3 separate regions of the Homo sapiens genome follow, and all the other regions are linked to region 3. A link is a loop called in an ENCODE intact Hi-C map of the cell type or tissue named here. Cell type or tissue: B cell. All regions are shown on one strand. Each heading gives the region's core, and the rest is flanking DNA. Links, peaks and the distances in the headings are about the cores only. Region 1 overlaps MYH14 (myosin heavy chain 14). Region 2 holds the start of POLD1 (DNA polymerase delta 1, catalytic subunit). Region 3 overlaps MYBPC2 (myosin binding protein C2).

What was found. Hi-C counts contacts between places; a loop is a spot of excess contacts. Peaks named below come from ENCODE experiments on the same cell type or tissue, not always from the same donor. Only the 100,000 strongest peaks of a DNase experiment are listed, where the experiment ranks them.
Region 1: a loop joins it to region 3, with 21 times the contacts of the local background. A loop is called at or near these places in 4 of 110 quality-filtered maps.
Region 2: a loop joins it to region 3, with 9 times the contacts of the local background. A loop is called at or near these places in 22 of 110 quality-filtered maps.

The regions. Positions count from the first base shown.
Region 1 is chr19:50,249,909-50,255,830 of GRCh38, reverse strand. It overlaps MYH14 (myosin heavy chain 14), which reads right to left. Exons shown (of 43, transcript NM_001145809.2): 15 at 5,143-5,316; 16 at 3,078-3,192; 17 at 513-611. Among named protein-coding and RNA genes, the nearest start is that of MYH14, 49 kb to the right of the region's middle. In B cell, for the core only: CTCF peaks have their summits at 3,107 and 3,312 (motif pointing left); a DNase peak (open chromatin) is centred at 3,330.
Region 2 is chr19:50,381,213-50,387,134 of GRCh38, reverse strand. It overlaps NR1H2 (nuclear receptor subfamily 1 group H member 2), which reads right to left. Exons shown (of 10, transcript NM_007121.7): 9 at 4,961-5,169; 10 at 3,747-4,679. The coding sequence ends at 4,533. POLD1 (DNA polymerase delta 1, catalytic subunit) reads right to left here and starts at 2,788. Exons shown (of 27, transcript NM_002691.4): 1 at 2,745-2,788. RefSeq lists an enhancer at 1,554-2,055 and silencers at 2,775-2,864, 2,895-3,014, 3,025-3,124. In B cell, for the core only: no CTCF peak of the experiment used is centred there; DNase peaks (open chromatin) are centred at 2,944, 3,924, 4,804, 5,014 and 2 weaker places; H3K4me3 peaks cover 1,464 bases; H3K27ac peaks cover 2,115 bases.
Region 3 is chr19:50,459,111-50,465,032 of GRCh38, reverse strand. It overlaps MYBPC2 (myosin binding protein C2), which reads right to left. Exons shown (of 28, transcript NM_004533.4): 23 at 5,727-5,922; 24 at 4,854-4,993; 25 at 3,332-3,491; 26 at 2,997-3,133; 27 at 501-687. Among named protein-coding and RNA genes, the nearest start is that of EMC10, 14 kb to the left of the region's middle. In B cell, for the core only: CTCF peaks have their summits at 3,452 and 3,654 (motif pointing right); DNase peaks (open chromatin) are centred at 3,632 and 4,692; H3K4me3 peaks cover 997 bases; H3K27ac peaks cover 1,896 bases.

The DNA.
Region 1 (5,922 bases), core at 655-5,654, 210 kb after region 3:
TCTTCCCCAGGTTCAACCGTCTCCCCTACCCCGTACTCCCTGTCATTTTCAAAATGATAATTATCATTTATTAAGTCCTCATAGCACAGATAAGAACTAAAGTTCTGGAATCTGATGTCCTGGGTTCAAATCCCAGCTCTGCCACTTACTGGCTGTGTGACCTCAGCAAGTTACTTAACTTCTCTGTGCTTTAGTTTCCTCATTTGTGTAATGGGGTGTTGATAATTCTAAAGGGGTTTCACATGGTGAACGGCACATAGTAAGTGCTCAAGAAACGCGAGCTGGTACTATCACGCTTGTTTGTACTTTTACATGCAGTTTAGTTAGAAGAAGGGGTTCTGCTGCTACAGAGTCTGGAAACTTCCAAGGGAGCCAACAAGGAGGGAAAGGAAGAGTGAGAGACCTCCACAGTAAGAGGAGAGGGGACAGATGTTCAAAACCAGGTCCCCAGCCCAACAGGTCCACCCTCCTCCTCCAGCAAGCCTCACCCATCGATGCACAGAGACACCCACCCCCTGGCGGAGAAATAGCAGAGCTGCACCTCTCTGCAGATCCTGGGGGCGACGGTGGGAAGGAGCCAAGGAAAGAGAACTGCTGGAAGCCCCCATGTTCTGGGGAGTGAGGACAGATGTGTGGGTGGGTGGAGGGGAGATGGCAGAGAGATGGCGGAGAGAGATGCATGAAAAGAGGGGAAGGAGAGGAGGTGGCAGGAAGAAAAAGAGGAGAGGGTTATTAGTCAACAGTACAGAGCAAAGCAAGATGGAAAACCAGAATGTTGGCCATAAACTTCTGAACTCCTGTTCATCTTTGTATCCACACACTGTTGGCCAAAAGGACGAATGTCCTCTGTAAGAATTCAGTGCAAAGAATAAAAAATCTCTCCCTCTAGAGGTTGTGTCTGTTTTAGTAGGTTGCCCTTTTTGCTCTGGCTGCCAGGAAGCTCAAGAATGAACTTGATGCTCCCAGGCCACTTGTTGTTTTTGCCTCTCAGAGGAGAGCTAATCTCATTTCCGTTTTTCCCTGGGCTGTCAGGATGCTGGGCATCCAATTCTGGGCTCAAAGCAGCTCTAGCAGAGATTGGGCAAAAATGGCCCCGATTCCCCACTTTCCCCTGTATTGACACCCTTTGCCTGTGTCTTGCAGCTCCTTGAATCTGGGAAGACCTTGTGACTAGCTTTGTTTAGGAGGATTATGGAGGAAGTGACATTATGGCAGCTCCCCAGCTACTCGGGAGGCTGAGCCAGGAGGTTTTGCAGCTTCCACTTTTTCTTTTGGAACCCTCTGAGAGTCAGGCACACACAGAGTGTGACAAATGAGGGCTCACTGTGGAGAATCATGTGTTTATGAAGACAGCACAAATATTTTAAAAGGGCAGCAGATTTTCAGCCGGGAGATGATTCTCGTAGCATAATCTGGTTCTGTTCCTGAACATCAAACTCTGCTTTCCAATCTCCTTGTGTAAATACTATATGAGACATAAAAATAAAATCTATCTTTCTAGCATGAGCTCACAAGATCAAGACCCTCCATGCTGTTTTGCTCTGTGAGTGTGTTTTGGGAACCACTCACCTTGCTCATTTTGTTTTCTTTTTTTTTCCTTTTTTTTTTTTTTTGAGACAGAGTTTCACTCTTGTTGCCCAGGCTGGAGTGCAATGGCACGATCTCGGCTCACCACAACCTCCACCTCCCGGGTTCAAGCGATTCCCCTGCCTCAGCCCCCCGAGTAGCTGGGATTACAGGCATGTGCCACCACGCCCAGCTAATTTTGTATTTTTAGTAGAGATGAGGTTTCTCCATGTTGGTCAGGCTGGTCTCAAACTCCCGACCTCAGGTGACCCGTCCACCTTGGCCTCCCAAAGTGCTGGGATTACAGGCGTGAGCCACCGCGCCTGGCCGCTCATTTTGTTTTCTTGCCAAATTGCATGGACTGGTATTTCTACAGCTACCTTTTCATGTCAATAAAAGATTAAGGCAAACTGACAAATGCCAGAAACTTGGAACCTGGAAAAAACAGGATGCCAGTTCTGCCAGCTTTCTAAAACCATTTCTCAAACCTCCTCTAAGGATGGGGGGGCAGGGGCAGTGGCAGAAAAGGCTTGGAAAAGGTCAGAGTCCTACCACAGGGCATTTGGCATCTCTGCCTATGACCCCTAGAAGTGTCAATCCAAAAAGACAGTCACACTCATGGGGGCCTTTTGGGGGCAGGAAAGCCCTCCAAAACTGTATCTCAGTCTGTTTTTTCTTTCTTCTTCCCTGGGGGCGTGAAGGGAACTTTGTAAGAAAACAAAGAAAGCAAAGCCTAAAAGTTGACTGACCTGCAAAAGATCATCATTCTGTGTTCTCTTATTGTTATAAATTATTTCTCAGTAGAATTTTTTTTTTTTTTTTGGGACAGAGTCTCACACTGTCACCCAGGCTGGATTGCAGTGACACAATCTTGGCTCACTGAAACCTCTACCTCCCAGATTCAAGCGATTCTCCTGCCTCAGCCTCCCTAGTAGCTGAGACTACAGGCATGCACCAGGACATCTGGCTAATTGTTGTACTTTTAGTAGAGACAGGGTTTCACCATGTTGGCCAGGCTGGTCTTGAACTCCTGACCTCAAGTGATCCGCCCACCTTGGCCTCCCAAAAGTGCTGGGATTACAGGTGTGAGCCACCATGCCCAGCCAAATCTCCTAATTGTTTAGGGAACACAGGCCATCTAAAAATAATAAGTTTACTTCTTCCTGTTCGATATTCATACTTTTTCTGGTCTGATTGCATAGGCTAGTATTGCTAAAAAAACGATGTTTAACAGTAGTGTTAGTGGGTATCTTTGCCACGTTTCTGATTAAGGCGGAGTGCTTTATCCTTGAGAAGGATGCTGGCTTATCAATCAAATCAATAGTCAATCAATTAATCTATGGATCCATCCATCACTGATTTGAAATACTATTTGTGACACTGGCTATTCTGGGTCTGAGCAGAAAACTCAGGTTCAGACCTCCGCCTCTGAAACAAAGGTGCTCACGCTGTGGATTTGGAGAATGGCCGCACAGACCCCTAGAGCCGGGGTGGGGGAAGTGGGTCCTCACCGTCTTTCCAGATCTCTGCCGTCAGCCGGTCTGTGCTCTGGTGGAGCAAGGCTGCGACGTTGTCATTCAGAGGGTCCATGTTTTTCATCAGCCACTCGTTGGCCTTGTAGTCGACCTGAATGAAGTCAGGTAGAGGAGGGCGATGACTTGCAGGCTCAGACATTCTCTGGATTTCCTAAGGAGCCTTCCAGAAGCTCTGAGACTCCCAGGTCTGGAGCTCACCATGGACAAGCGAGCACTGGTGCCACCTTGTGTCCATATTCTGAACTGCACCCCACCAGCATGGTCCCCTCTCTCTCCTTCCCCTCTATGCCCCCTGCCACCTCTGTGACCTCCACCACCACCACTTTCTTCCTATTCATTCCGCTCCAGCCACCCTGGCCTCCGCACTGTTCCTCAAACATGCGAGCTTACTCCCACCTCGGGGTTTTACCCCTGCGGTTCCTGCCACCTGGGGTTCTGTCTCTGTGGGTTTCACACCACTGGCTCCTTCTGGGTACTCAGGGCTTTGCTGTGGGGCTCCATAGAGTCACGATCTTGGCCGCTACAATTCTCTGCATATGTGCCCCCCACCAGACAGCGGTCCCCCGAGGGCAGGGCCCAGGTCTGACTCACGGCCTAGCAGAGGGCTGGGTACAGGGGGAGTTCTGGAGTATGTCTGGGGAAGAAACTGAGGGCTAGACACAGAACACATGGAATCTCCTGCCTCCCAGCCATTGTCTATGCTGTTCCCTCTGCCTGGAGAGCCCTTCCCACCCTTCACCCATCCTCTGGGGCTGCCTGGTCCACATCATCAAAACCAGGGGTCAGCAAACTATGGCTCACAGGCAAAATCCAGCCTGCCACCTCTTTTTGCAAATACTTTCACTGGAATAGGGCTGGGCGCGGTGGCTCACACCTGTAATCCCAGCACTTTGGGAGGCCTATGCGGGTGGATCAACTGAGGTCAGGAGTTCGAGAGCAGCCTGGCCAACATGGTGAAACCCTGTCTCTACTAAAAATACAAAAATTAGCCAGGCATGGTGGCAGGTGCCTGTAATCCCAGCTACTGGGGAGGCTGAGGCAGAAGAATTGCTTGAACCTAGGAGGCGGAGATTGCAGTGAGCCGAGATCGTGCCACTGCACTCCAGCCTGGGTAACAGAGGGAGACTCTGTCTCAAATAAAAAAAAATACATATATATATGTGTGTGTGTGTGTGTGTGTGTGTGTGTGTGTGTGTGTGTGTGTGTGTAGTGTGTATATATATATGTGTGTATATATATATGTGTGTATATATATATGTGTATATATATATAGGAATAGAACCTTCATTTATGTCTTCATAGTCAAACTCATGGGGGCCCTTCTGGGGGCAAGAGAGCCCTCGAAACTGTTTCTCAGTCTGTTTTTCCTTTCTTTTTCCCTGGGGGCTTGAAGATACTTATGTATTATCTGTGGCTCTTTTTGTGTGACCACAGCAGAATTGTGTAGCTGTGACAGAGATCGTCTGGCCCACAAAGCTGAAACTATTTACTATCGGACCCTTTACAGAAAATGTTTGCCGGCCCTTGACTGAGATTTGAGATTGAGCATATTCTCTTCTGTGAAGCTTTCCCAGGTACTTCTCTTCTGGGCTCTGACACTACCCTCAGCTGCCTCCACTGAAAGACCTATTAACCTTATATCCTGATCGTCTGTATTTGCCTCCCTCCCAGATAGGGATCTTTGTGAGGACAGAAACCATGTTTGATCTGTGTATCCAGCTTTGCTCGGCCCCGAGCTGGGCACACAAATGGCACCCCGCACATATCTGCTGAATAAGTGGATAAAATGCACATAGATCGCCTCCTGATGAACTCCTACCCATCCCTCAAAACCCACTGCAAATATCACCTCTTTGAGGAAGTTTTTGGTGATCCCATCAGACAGAATCCTTGCTCCTCCCTGGGCTCTCCTAGCCCCTGCTCTGTTTGTCTGGACCTCAGGAGGACCCTGTTTTCCCTCTGCACCCTCCCCCCATCTGTAGCCAGTGGAGATCCCTTGATCCCCACTCCCACATGCCCCAAGGCCGGCCCCAGCCCCTACCTTGCCCGCGTAGTGGAGAACACTGAAGTCGGCCTGATCCCGCAGGTGCCTCGGCCGCTGGAACTTGGGGTGGCCGCCCTGCTCCTGGGCTACCTTCTCCACAAACGACTTGTCTGTGGCCTTCGGGAACCAGCACTCCTCATCCAGCAGGGCCAGGAGTCCAGGGGGGTTGGCCTGGCCATTGACAGCAGGGGGAGAGTAAGTCAGATCCCCACATATTGGACACTCAGGTGGCTGCTGATTTTTAGCTCTTATAAGTCACACTTGGACATAAAAACAAACGTGAGATGCCAGGCACGGTGGCTCACGCCTGTAATCCCAGCACTTTGGGAGGCCGAGGCGGGTAGATCACGAGGTCAGGAGATCGAGACCATCCTGGCTAACACAGTGAAACCCCCGACTCTACTAAAAATACAAAAAATTAGCCGGGCGTGGTGGCGGGCACCTGTAGTCCCAGCTACTCGGGAGGCTGAGGCAGGAGAATGGCGTGAACCCAGGGGGCGAAGCTTGCAGTAAGCAGAGATCGCGCCGCTGCACTCCAGCCTGGGCGATAGAGCGAGACTCCGTCTCAAGAAAAAAACAAAACAAAACAAAACAAACAAACAAAAAACAAACGTGAGAACAACAGTTACGGTGAGAGCTCTGATTAACCGATTGATTTGAGCCGGGCCCTGTGGCAGGCACATTCTGGGCCCTAATCACCTATGGTCACAAAAGATCGAGGAAGCAGGTGCTGTCACCTTCCCCACAGAACCCATGGGGCATCCTGAGGCCCAGCAG
Region 2 (5,922 bases), core at 522-5,521, 78 kb after region 3:
GACTGGTCTCAAACTCCTCACCTCAAGTGATCCGTCCACCTCGGCCTCCCAAAGTGCTGGGATTACAGGCGCCCACCACCACGCCCGGCTAATTTTTTGTATTTTTAGTAGAGACGGGGTTTCACCGTGTTAGCCAGGATGGTCTTGGTCTCCTGACCTCATGATCTGCCCGCCTCGGCCTCCCAAAGTGCTGGGATTACAGGCCTTAGCCACCGCGCCCGGCCTAGCTTTTGTATTTTTTGTAGAGACAGGGTCTTGCTATGTTGCCCAGGCTCACCTGCATGCTTTCGGCCTTGTCCTTCCCCTAGGCCTCTGTGACTGCTGTCTCTGGACTGCCTGGGTGTGTGTCTTCCTCCCTTACCAGCCAGGGACCTCTGGATGGCAGAGCAAGGACTGACTCTCCTCTGGGACCTTAGCATCACCCAGCACAGGGTGGGCCCCCAGGAGGCCTTAGGCAGTGTTCGCTGCATGAAACTCCACTGCATCCAGAGACTCAGCTCAGGCTTAGCTCCTCCAAGCTGACCAGCTGCCCTTCAGGGTTCCCACAACGCCTTGTGCCACTTTCGTTATTGCACAATGCAGAGCTGGGATCCTTTCAGCCTGTGAGCTCCTTGAGAAAAGGAGTCAGCATCTTGCCCAAGTTGGGGTCTCCAGCATCACTCTGCACAGTGTCCGGTTACTTCAAGACATGAGTTTAGGCCGGGTGTGGTGGCTCACACCTGTAATCCCAGCACTTTGGGAGGCCGAGGTGGGAGGATTACTTGAGGTCAGGGATTCGAGACCAGTCTGGGCAACATGACAAAACCCTGTCTCTACTAAAAATACAAAAATTAGCTGGGCGTGGTGGCACACACCTGTAATCCCAGCTACTCGGAAGCCTGAGGCATGAGAATCGCTTGAACCCGGGAGGTGGAGGTTAGTGAGCCGAGATCGCGCCACTGCACTCCAGCCTGGGCGACAGAGCAAGACCCTGTCTCAAAAACCAAAAAAAAAAAGACATGTGAGTTGAAACTCCCTGTGAATATCAACCACTCTGGTGAGTCTTCCCTGAGCGCACAGGTTCTTCTCTTGGCTCCCAAAGACTATCACTGCTCCGCCATAGCTCAGCGCACTCTGGACTGAAATCTCCTGTCCTTCCCCAACCAAACTGAATGATCATTGGCTCCCCAGTGCTCAGCAGAGGGCCTGTCCAAACAGCAGCTGTCAGAAACACATAAGAGAGGGAAGAGCATTTCAGGGGGAGGGAAGGAACCTCTCTAGGGGGAAGAGAGACCTGTGGGGGGGAAGTGCAGGAAGGAGGAGAAGCGGCCGTGCGTGGTGGCTCACGCCTGTAATCCCAGCACTTTGGGAGGCCGAGGCAAGTGGATCACCTGAGGTCAGGAGTTCGAGACCAGCCTGGCCAACACGGCGAAACCCCATCTCTACTAAAAATACAAAAAATGAGCTGGGCATGGCAGTGGGTGCCGTAATCCCAGCTACTCAGGAGGCTGAGGCACGAGACTCGCCTGAACTCGGGAGGCGGAGGTTGCAATGAGCTGAGTTTGCACCACTGCATTCCAGCCTGGGTGACAGAGCAAGACTCTGTCTCAAAAAAAAAAAAAAAAAAAAGAGAAGACAGTGGCAACAAGTTCCTTCAGTGGAAGGGCTGAGGCGAGGCACTGACATCGCCCTGCCCACTCCTGGCTCCGCTCTAAACCCTGCCCACTCACTCCCCCACTAATCTTTGCCTTCAGAGCGGCAACCCCAACCTGCTTCTCCCTTAGCCTTCCCCATCCAGCCTGCTGCTCAAACCACAAACCCAGGAGTCATCCTGGACTCTTCCCCTTGCTCCTACGCCCAGTCCATCAGCCAGTCCCCCTGTCTCCGCCCGCAAAGGTAACCGGAGCCTGATTCTCTGCCTGCAGGACGCTCTCCCTCCTAACAGATCTCCCTCCTTCCATTCTTATTCCTGCTACAATCCAATTTCCACTCAGTGGTGAGTTTTTCAAAACATGGGGCGAATCGTGTTGTTTCCACGCTCAAACCCTCCCACGGCTCCCCGCTGAACCTAGAATAAAGGAGAAATTCCATACCAAGTTTTACAAGGCCCTATAGGATCTAGTTCCCCATCATGACTCCGACCTCATCTGTGTTTCTCTCGTCCCCTCGGCTCCTGCTACAAATACGCCAAGCTCCTTCCACCTCAGGGCTTTGCACTTGAGGGTCCCAGAGCGGTCGATTCTGGACCACTCCAGCTAAAGCAACAGGCTCTTCGCTCATTATCACGTTACCCTGCGTTAGTTTCCTTCTGAGAGCATCTCACAGCCCCAGAGCACTGCTTTACTGATCTATTAAAACTCATCACTTGTCTACCGTCTGTCTTCCCGAGACAGGGACTTCTCTGACTTGTTCCTGCTTCCAGAAAAGTGCCTGGCACAGAGTACTCAAACACCCAGCGAATCCAGGATGACACCAAGCCCGCACGTGCACCACCCAGTCCCCCCAGCTCCTCCCGGGCCACGTCCCGCCCCACGGTGCCCGGCGCATGCGCCCCCTGCCCGCCGAGGAATTCCACCCCCACCCCGGCCTTTTCCTGCTCGTCCCCGCGCCCTCGCCCAGGAAACCCCTGGCCCCTGCCCTCTCCTGCGCGCCCCCGGGCCAAAGGGTGCCCTCGCAACCGTCTCTCAGATCTATGTGCCTGGCTGCTCAAGCCCCGTTCCCTACCAGGCCCACTGCCCCGAACTCCCTTTTTCCCCTCTACTCACCCGCTTCAAACAGCGTTTCCCGCCACAGCCTACGCCGCCGTGACCCCTGACTCCCGCGCGCGCAAGCCCAGAGCCGCGGCGCTCAGAGACGGGCCACGCCCCCGCCTGCCCAAGTGCGGGCAAGGCCACGCCCCGCTTGTTCGACTGCAGGGCAGGCCCCGCCCCCTCTCTCAGCTTCCGAAGTGGCCTCGCCCCCTTGCTGAAAAATTCCCTTAACTCCGCCTCCCCATGACCTGTCTGCCCGAAGCCACGCCCCTCCGCGCGGCTACCTTCACGACCTCGTGCGGTCTGGGCGCGCCGCGGTTCTGTTCTCTCTCCTCCCACCCTCGGGTGTTGCGCGCGCATCCTCCGCGTCCCCCCGCCCGCCTCTCGCCCGGGGCCGTGTAGGGAGCGCTGCCCCGTCGCTGCCCAGCAGCCAGCTGGTGACCTGACGCCCAAGATCCCCGCAGAGGCTGGCCGATAAGCGGTAGAGTCCTGGCTTGATCTGTTCTCCTTCATCCTAGCTTCAGTTTCCCTATACGTAAATTAGACTCAACAACGCATGATAGGGACACTTGTGGGGCGCCCGGTACACTACTCTTAGGATAAGGTGATCATTGGTAACTACTCTCACTTCCGCTGTTCCCCGCCCCAAATAAATACACCTTTAAGTTGCATCCCTCCATCCAACCCCCCTTTCGCCCTCGATTGGAATTGCTCATTCAGCTCCTTCAGGGCTGGCACAGGGGCAGGAAGGATTGGAGGAACTTCGTCGCTTCGCTCCGAACTCCTGGCGTCTCTCCTTTCAAACTTTGCACGTGCTGTTCCCTCAACTTGGAGGCCCAGCCCCCAGGCTCTTGTTTTAGGTCCCAGCGATTGCCTCTGTTGTGATACCTTCCCTGATTTCCTCTAGCCCCACCACAGTGCCACGCTCATTAAAGTCCCTATCCCCCGAGTCTTGGTAGGAGGATGGTTATCTTGTTCACAGATGTTTCCAGTGCCTAGAATTGTGCCTAACTGTAGTTAATGCTCTGGAAACATTTATTGGGTGAATGTCTCCATCTCTAGAATGGCCAACCCAGTGCCTGGCCCACAGGAGGCCTCAGCAAACACTTGTTGTTCGGACAGAAGTCCAGGTCCCCTCATTCACTTAAATCCTGTTTATCCTTCAAGGGTGAGTTCTGATTCACCTTGTCCAGGGAGGTGACCCTGAGGCTGAGGCCTCTGTCCTGAACTTTCACAGCAGGCGACACACCACCCAACACTGGGACCCTATGTGCCACCCTTTTCCCAACAGCCTGGGGACACCCAGTCCCACCTGCTCAATCAGGTTCGGGCACCCAGTGTCACTGAGGTCCCTAGAAGCCCGCGCCCTCTCCATCTTGCACTCCAGCTCCGGGCTGGATTGTATTCATATTTTATTTTCCTGTTTCTGTTTTTAGTTTTTATTAAATAAAAGCAGAGGAAGAGGAAGGCCCTGGTCTCCCGGGCTAGGGGGGAGAGCCATGGGTCCTCCCCTCCCTCTGTTCAAGGTGCACTGCGTGCTGGGCTTGAGGTGTAAGCTGGGGAGGGAGGGCAGCCGGGAAGGGTCAGTGGTCGGGACCTGCAACCCTTTCACCCCTTCTGGAAGACTCGCTGGGCAGGGAGGGAGCCTCCTGGACCTGGACTGGGGCTTATCCCAAGGGATGAGAGCCGATAGGTCTACAGGCTCGGCCCAGGGCCCCTTCCACCCTAGGAAGAGGAAGGGGTGCCGGCGTCTATCTGCTGGAGGGTGGTCAGGCAAGGCTGTGGGGCTGGGTGGCCAGCCCCTCACTCGTGGACGTCCCAGATCTCCGACAGCAGAGGCGGCAGCTTCTTGTCCTGGAGCCGCAAGGCGAAGACCTGCTCCGAGTGCACAGAGCTCAGCGTGCGCAGGCTCACCAGCTTCATGAGCATGCGCGGGAAGCGCAGCTGGTCCTGAGGGAGGAGGCAGGTGGGCGCTGGCTGAGCCCCTGCCCTGCCAGGCTTTGGGAGGCCCACCCCAACAGAAAGGAGGGCCCCTCCCCGACCAGGCGTGGGAGCCAGCGTGGGGCCCGCCTCTGTGCTTGGACTAGACCTGGCTCCCAGTCGAGCAGGGTGGGGCCTGAGGAAAGACTCTGCGGAGGGGAGGGCAGTGTGGCTGGCAGAACCCAGCCTGAACGGACCACGTGGGCCGCGGGACGTAGTTGGCTCTGCGCAGAGGCTCTGCGGGGCCCTACCTGCGGCCTCTTGATGCGCGTGTAGGACAGCAGCGCCTCCACGTAGGGCTGCTGCAACGCCTCCACGCGGCCCGGCTCCTGCACGTTGGGCCGGTCGGCCGAGAAGATGTTGATGGCGATGAGCAGGGCGTACTCAGCGTCGTCCAGGCCCAGCCGCCGCATGGCCCGCGAGAACTCGAAGATGGGGTTGATGAACTCCACCTGCAGGCCTGCGGGGCGGGAGGCAGCCCGTGACTCCCTCAGCCCGAAACCGTGCCCCACATCCTGGACCCTGGCGCTGCCCACAGTCTCTGGGGCTGGGAACACAGCAGTAATTACAGCGTTCTTGTCATTTCTGTCCACCTGTGCCCCGTGCCCATGAGTGCTGGCATGTAGTAGGTGTGCCACACATGCTGCCCAGTGAAGGAATGAATGAGGGTGCATGTTTCTTCAGTATTTTCTACTATCCTATCACCACCCTCCCTTCCCACCTGGGCGGTGGCTGCAGCTTCCCGAGTCCCTATTCTTGTCCCCTTCACAAAGGCAAAGGGAAGCTTTTAAAACCTAGGTCACATCGTGCTGGTCCCAGCGCTGGCTTCCACTGCTCAAGGTAAAGCCCAAACTCATTCCCAAAACTGACTTGTTCATTCAGTCATCAAATGTCACTGAGTACCTGCCACGTGCCAGGCTCCAGCACTTACATTTGAGAGCCTAGGGGACCGGTCATAGACAAACACATTAGGAAGAGGCCCAGCCTGTCAGAGGGCTGTGAGTTCAATGGAACCAGGCAGTGCAGAGAAGTGTGAAGGGCCCTGCTGAGCCATGGTTCTATTTTACACAAGGCGGGCAGGGAAGGCTGCGCTCTGGGTGACGCTGGAGCAGTGACCAATCCGAAGGAGATGAGGGATTGTGAGGGTGACCAACGTCTGCTGTTCCCATGACTTGGGACGGGGGCTACCCAGGCCATGAGACTTTCAGTGTTA
Region 3 (5,922 bases), core at 619-5,618:
GAGGAAGAGGATGTAGCTTTCGCTGGGGCTGGAGCTGTGGGACCGAGATGAGGGACGGGGCAGGGAGAGGCAGGGGCAGGTGGGTGGGAGCATGGGGACAGGCTATGGAGGGAGGCACTCTTGGGAGCTCCCGCCACCCCTGGTCATCCGTGTTATCCATATTTGCTCTCACTCTGTCAACCCATCTGCCTACGGGGGCCCAGGTACACTGGAGGCCTTGGGGACGTTTCCTAAGCCCTTCTCACTCAGCCTTCCTCTTCCTTGTCCTTCAACTCCTTTGGAAAAATCTGACTCCTTCCCAAGCTGGGTCAGGGGCTCCCCAACCCCAACTCCTAGGATGCCCTGTGCTGCCTTCAGGACAGCAGCTTCCCAGTCCTCCTCCCAGAGGGCTGGTCTCACTCGTCTCCAGATCTCAGCGGTGCTCAGCCCGGGGCCACCGGCCAGGCTGGCACAGGGCCCGAGCAAGGGTCAGCCAGTGTTGGGGATGGCCACGCCCTCACCTCGGACCTCCAGCTTGCACTCAGCCAGCGCCTCGCCCAGCTCGTTGACGGCCCGGCAGGTGTAAGTCCCAGCGTCGAAGGGCGAGGGGCGACGGATGTTCAGCGTCAGGACTCCTTGGTAATTGGTTATCAGGAACTTGGGATCTTCACGGATTTCCATCTTGTTCTTCATCCAGACCACCTTCGGCTGTTGAGAGTCAAGGGAGAGGAGGCCAACTTAGAGAGAGACCCTGGGCAATGATGACAAAATGGGGCTCAGGAAGCCGATCTGGGTTCTAGGCTCTGCCACCCTCTTGCCAGATGTTCTTGGACGAGTCACTTCTCCCTGACCCTCAGTCTCCTCTTATGTAAAAGCAGGTTGATAATCCCACTTCACAGGGTAACGGTGGGGTCTTCCCATTGCTCTCAGGACAAAGAGCTCACTGTTTGTAGTGGCCCACAGGGTCCCACACTCTTTGACCCCCATTACTTCTCTGCTCCAGCCAAACAGGCTACCTCACTGTCCTTCAAACAGACCAGACAGGCACCCACCTCAGGACGCTGGCACTGGCTGTTCCCTCTTCCATAGTGCCCTTCCCTTTTTTTTTTTTTTTTGAGACAGAATCTCGCTTTGTCTCCCAGGCTGGAGTGCAGTGGCGTGATCTTGGCTCACTGTAACCTCCACCTCCCGGGTTTAAGCAATTATCCTGCCTCAGCTTCCCAAGTGGTTGGGATTAGAGGCGCCTGCCACCATGCCTGGCTAGTTTTTGTATTTTTAGTAGAGATGGGGTTTCACCATGTTGGCCAGGCTGGTCTCAAACTCCTGACCTCAGGTGATCTGCCCGCCTCGGCCTCCCAAAGTGCTGGGATTACAGGTGTGAGCCACCGTGTCTGGCCCAGCCCTTCATAATTTTATATTATTTATGTGACTCTGGGCAAATGTCAGTCTCCCCCAACATACAGGAAATTTCTTGTTCGAATCACCCAGGTCATTGAAAGCCTCTGAAAATGTTTGTTGTAAGAATAAATGGAGTGAATAAATGAATGAGAGCACGAAACAGTGCTGTAAATAAGCAAATGGAGTGAAGGAATGAACTGAGTAAATGGATGGATTGGTAGGTGGATAAATGAGTGGAATGAGTGACATGAATGAGTGGAGTTAGTGAATACAGTATACAGAGATGGAGACATGGTATGCCTTAAGGAGGCTGAAGCGAATAACCTACAGCCCAGACCAGAAGCTGGCAAACTGTTCCTATAAAGGACCAGATGGTAAATAATTCAGGCTTTTTGGGCCCTGTAGTCTCTGGGCCTGGAACGCGAGCCACGCACATTTATTTACATTTTGTCTGCAGTAGCTGTAAACAAAACATAAACAAATATGCTTGGCCCGTGTTCCAATAAAACTTTATTGAGAGAAACAGGTGGTGGGTGGATTTGACCCATGGGTGATGGTTTGCCAACCCCTGGTCTAAATGAGCTCTAGGTTGCAAGTGTCCCTGTTCACAAAGAGCAGTTGGAAAATGGCTGGACAGGAAGACCCTGGGGAGCCGTGCTGGTCTAGGCTGCCCCTGCTCCCAACGTTTCTTTTTCCATGGGACTGGCATTTGTCCTTGGACAGAGCAAGAGAGACTTAATGGTCCTCTCCTCAAGCTGCCGAGACAAGCTGTTACCTGGCAGTCAGGGGACAAAGAAAAAGGCAAGAGGCCAGGAGCGGTGGCTCATGCCTGTAATCCCAGCACTTTGGGAGGCTGAGGCAGGCGGATCACCTGAGGTCAGCAAAACGCCGTCTCTACTAAAAATACAAAATTTAGCTGGGCATGGTGGTGCACGCCTGTAATCCTAGCTACTCAGGAGGCTGAGACAGGAGAATCGCTTGAACTTGGGAGGCGGTTGCAGTGAGCCAAGATCGCACCACTGCACTCCAGCCTGGTCTCAGGAAAGAAAGAAAAAAAAAGAAAGAAAGAAGGAAAAAGGCAGGAAGCCAAAGGCAAGATGTGATTGATTGTCTGAGACTTGGGCTCTGGTCAGAGGAGCTAACAGGAAGTGGGTGAAAAGTGAGCAAGTCCAGTCTGGGCGTGGTGGCTCACACCTGTAATCCCAGCACTTTGGGAGGCCGAGGCGGGAGAATCACTTGAGCCTAGGAGTTCAAGACCAGCCTGGACAACATAGCAAGACCCCATCTCTACAAATTATAAAATTAGCTGGCCACAGTGGTTCATGCCTGTGGTCCCAGCTACTCGGGAGGATGAGGTAGGAGGATCACTTGAACCCAGGAGGTCAAAGTTGCAGTGAGCTGTGATCGTGCCACTGCACTCCAGCCTGGGTGATACAGCAAGACCCTGTCTCAAAAAAAAAAAAAATCAAAAATCAATTAAAAAAATTTTTTAAGTGACTAAATCCCTTGAGACAGAGAACTCGGGGAAGAAGAACTGGCGTGATGGGGAGTGGGCTTCATTGTATGGAAGATTCCCCACAAGGCAACACACACGCAGATCTGGGTCCCTGCCCTGGCACCTTCGGGTGGCCTCTGACAGCACAGTTGAGGGCTGCCGAGTACCCAGCCACGACCACGCGGTCTATGAGAGGTGTCAGGAACTTGGGAGCCATCCGGAAGTCATGCTCCTTATACTCGAACGGTTTGAAGGTGATTCCTGGGGAGAGAGGATGCACCCGTAAGGCGACTGATCTAGATTCTCCCCTGACACCAACCAGGGAACAAACCGCAATCACCTCTCTCCCATGACTAGGTGCCGTCAACCCCAGTGGGGAGGGGAGGGCAGGAGTCCAGGTGGGACCTGGGCGAGAGGGTGGACGGGGTGGGCCTGGGCTGTGGGGCAGGATGGCTGTACCTGTCTTGAGGATGCGGGCCGTGTTCTTGGAGACACCAGGTGAGTCACTGAGCCCACAGATGTTCTCGGTGTAAACTCGGAAATAGTATTCATTGCCCACGATAAGGTCGGACACAGTACAGCTAGTGTGCCTGTTACGTTCATAGACGTTGAACCACTCCTAGTGTGGGGACAGGGAGGGACCAGGCGGGTCGGGGCCACAGGATCACACGATTACACACAAGACACAGACGAAAGAAGGGGTGAGAAAAGCACATCCAGTGTTTAAAAAAATGTCACTCATGGCGCACTACTCACAGTGGCCAACAGGTGGAACCAACCCAGCGCCCATCAGCGCAGGGATGGACAAACAAAACAGTCGGCCCAGACAAAGGAACATCATTCAACGCTAAGAAGGGGTCAGGCACCGTGGCTCATGCCTGTAATCCCAGCTCTTTGGGAGGCCGAGGTGGGAGGCTCGCTTGAGCCTGGGAGTTTGAGACCAGAGTGGGCAACCCGGCGAGACCCTTGTCTGTTAAAAAAATCAAAAAATTAGCCAGGTCTGGTGGCCAGCACCTGTAGTCCCAGCTACTTGGGAGGCTGAGGGAGGAGGATTGCCTGAACCTGCGGGTTGGAGGCTGCAGTGAGCCATGATCATGCCACTGCATTCCAGCTTGGGTGACAGAGTAAGACCCTGTCTCAAAAAAAAAAAAAAAATTTAAAAGAAATAAAGGCCAGGTGCAGTGGCTCATGCCTGTAATCCCAACACTTTGGGAGGCCAAGGTGGGAGGATGACTTGGGTCCAGGAGTTCGAGACCAGCCTGGACAACATACTGAGACCCTGTCTCTACAAAAATTAGCGGGATGTGGTGGCACGTGCCTGTATTCCCAGCTACATGGGAGGCTGAGATGGGGGGGAATCACCTGAGCTCAGAGGCAGAGAAGGCAGTGAGCCAAGATTGCACCACTGCACTCCAGCCTGGGTGACAGAGTAAGACCCTGTCTCAAAAAAAAGAATTCTAAAAACAGGATTTCTGCATGGACACACCCGGCACCCTGCAGCATGGATGAACTTCAAAGACGTTGTGCTGAGCTAACAAAGTCAGACACAAGGGTCACATAGCTAGGATTCCATGTGTATGAAATGTCCAGAGTAGGTAAATCCAGGGAGACAGAAAGCAAATCGGTGGCTGCCAGGGGAGACCAGGGGGTAGCGCTATTGGGTACAGGGCTTCCTCTGGGGGATGAAAATGGACTGGGTAGAGGCGGTGGCTGCACAACCCTGCAGATGTCCTAAGTGCTGCTGAATTGTTCGCTTTAAAACGATGAATGACTAATTCCGTTATGTGACGTTTACCTCAGTGAAAAAAGAAAATGAAAACCCATCACGTGCCAAGTCTCAGCTAAAAGGCTTCCCTCCTGGCCCCAGCCCGTCCTCTAGCCTCTGGGCCCCTCCCTGCCCTTCCAGCTGTGAACGGGGGACATCTGCACCTGCTCTGCCCACCTCACCGGCTCTTCCCCATCTCCCCCTCTGCTCTCTCACCATGGTTTTTTTGTCTGCTTTCTGGACGAAATACCCCATGATCTCACTGTTCCCATCATCTTTGGGGGCCTGCCACTCCACCAGCGCGTTCGTGCCCCACACCTCCTTCACCATCACGTTTATGGGGGGCCCAGCCTTTTCTGGAAATGGGGAAGTGTGACAAGTCAGTCCAGGTTTTGGGATGTCCAGCCGCTTCCCTCCCCTCCCCTCTCCACACCCCCTCCCTCCTGATTCTAACCTCTCTTATGCCCCATTCCCATTCCTGCCTATGGCCTCCCCCATCCCAGTCTCTCCACTTCCTCTTATCCTGGGCCACCCTCATCCCTCCTCACCTCCTCTCCTCACCCCCATGTCTCCCCACTTCCTCTCTTCACCCAATCTCCCTCTCAAGGGTTCCCCCATCTTCATCTCTCCTCCACTCCTAGCCCTGGTACTTGCCTTGCTCCTTATCTAGTCTCCCCCACCTCATCTTTTCACCTCCTCTCCCCCTCCCCTCCTCATCTCCTCACCTCCTCTCCCATCCCTCATCTCTCACCTCCTCTCCCACCCCTCGTCTCACCTCCTCTCCTACCCCCCATCTCTCACCTCCTCTCCCACCATCTCTCACCTCCTCTCCCACCATCTCTCACCTCCTCTCCCACCCCCCCATCTCTCACCTCCTCTCCCACCCCCATCTCACCTCCTCTCCCACCCCTCATCTCTCACCTCCTCTCCCACCCCCCATCTCTCACCTCCTCTCCCATCCCTCATCTCACCTCCTCTCCCACCCTTCATCTCCCACCTCCTTCCCCACCCCTCATCTCTTACCTCCTCCCCCATCGCTGCCCATCCCTGCCCCTCCCGGCCTCCAGGGGCCCTCCCCAGCGCGCGCACCCACAACGCGGATGCGGATGGTGGCGGTGTCCTTCATGTTCTCGATCTGCACGCTCAGCTCGTACTCCCCGGAGTCGGAGCGGGCCGCCTGGCGCACGAAGAACACGGTGTCGAAGTCGCTGGTCCGCACGTGCACGCGGGAGGTGTCCAGCGGGGCCCCGCCCTTGGTCCACACCACCTGGGGCCGGGGCTTTCC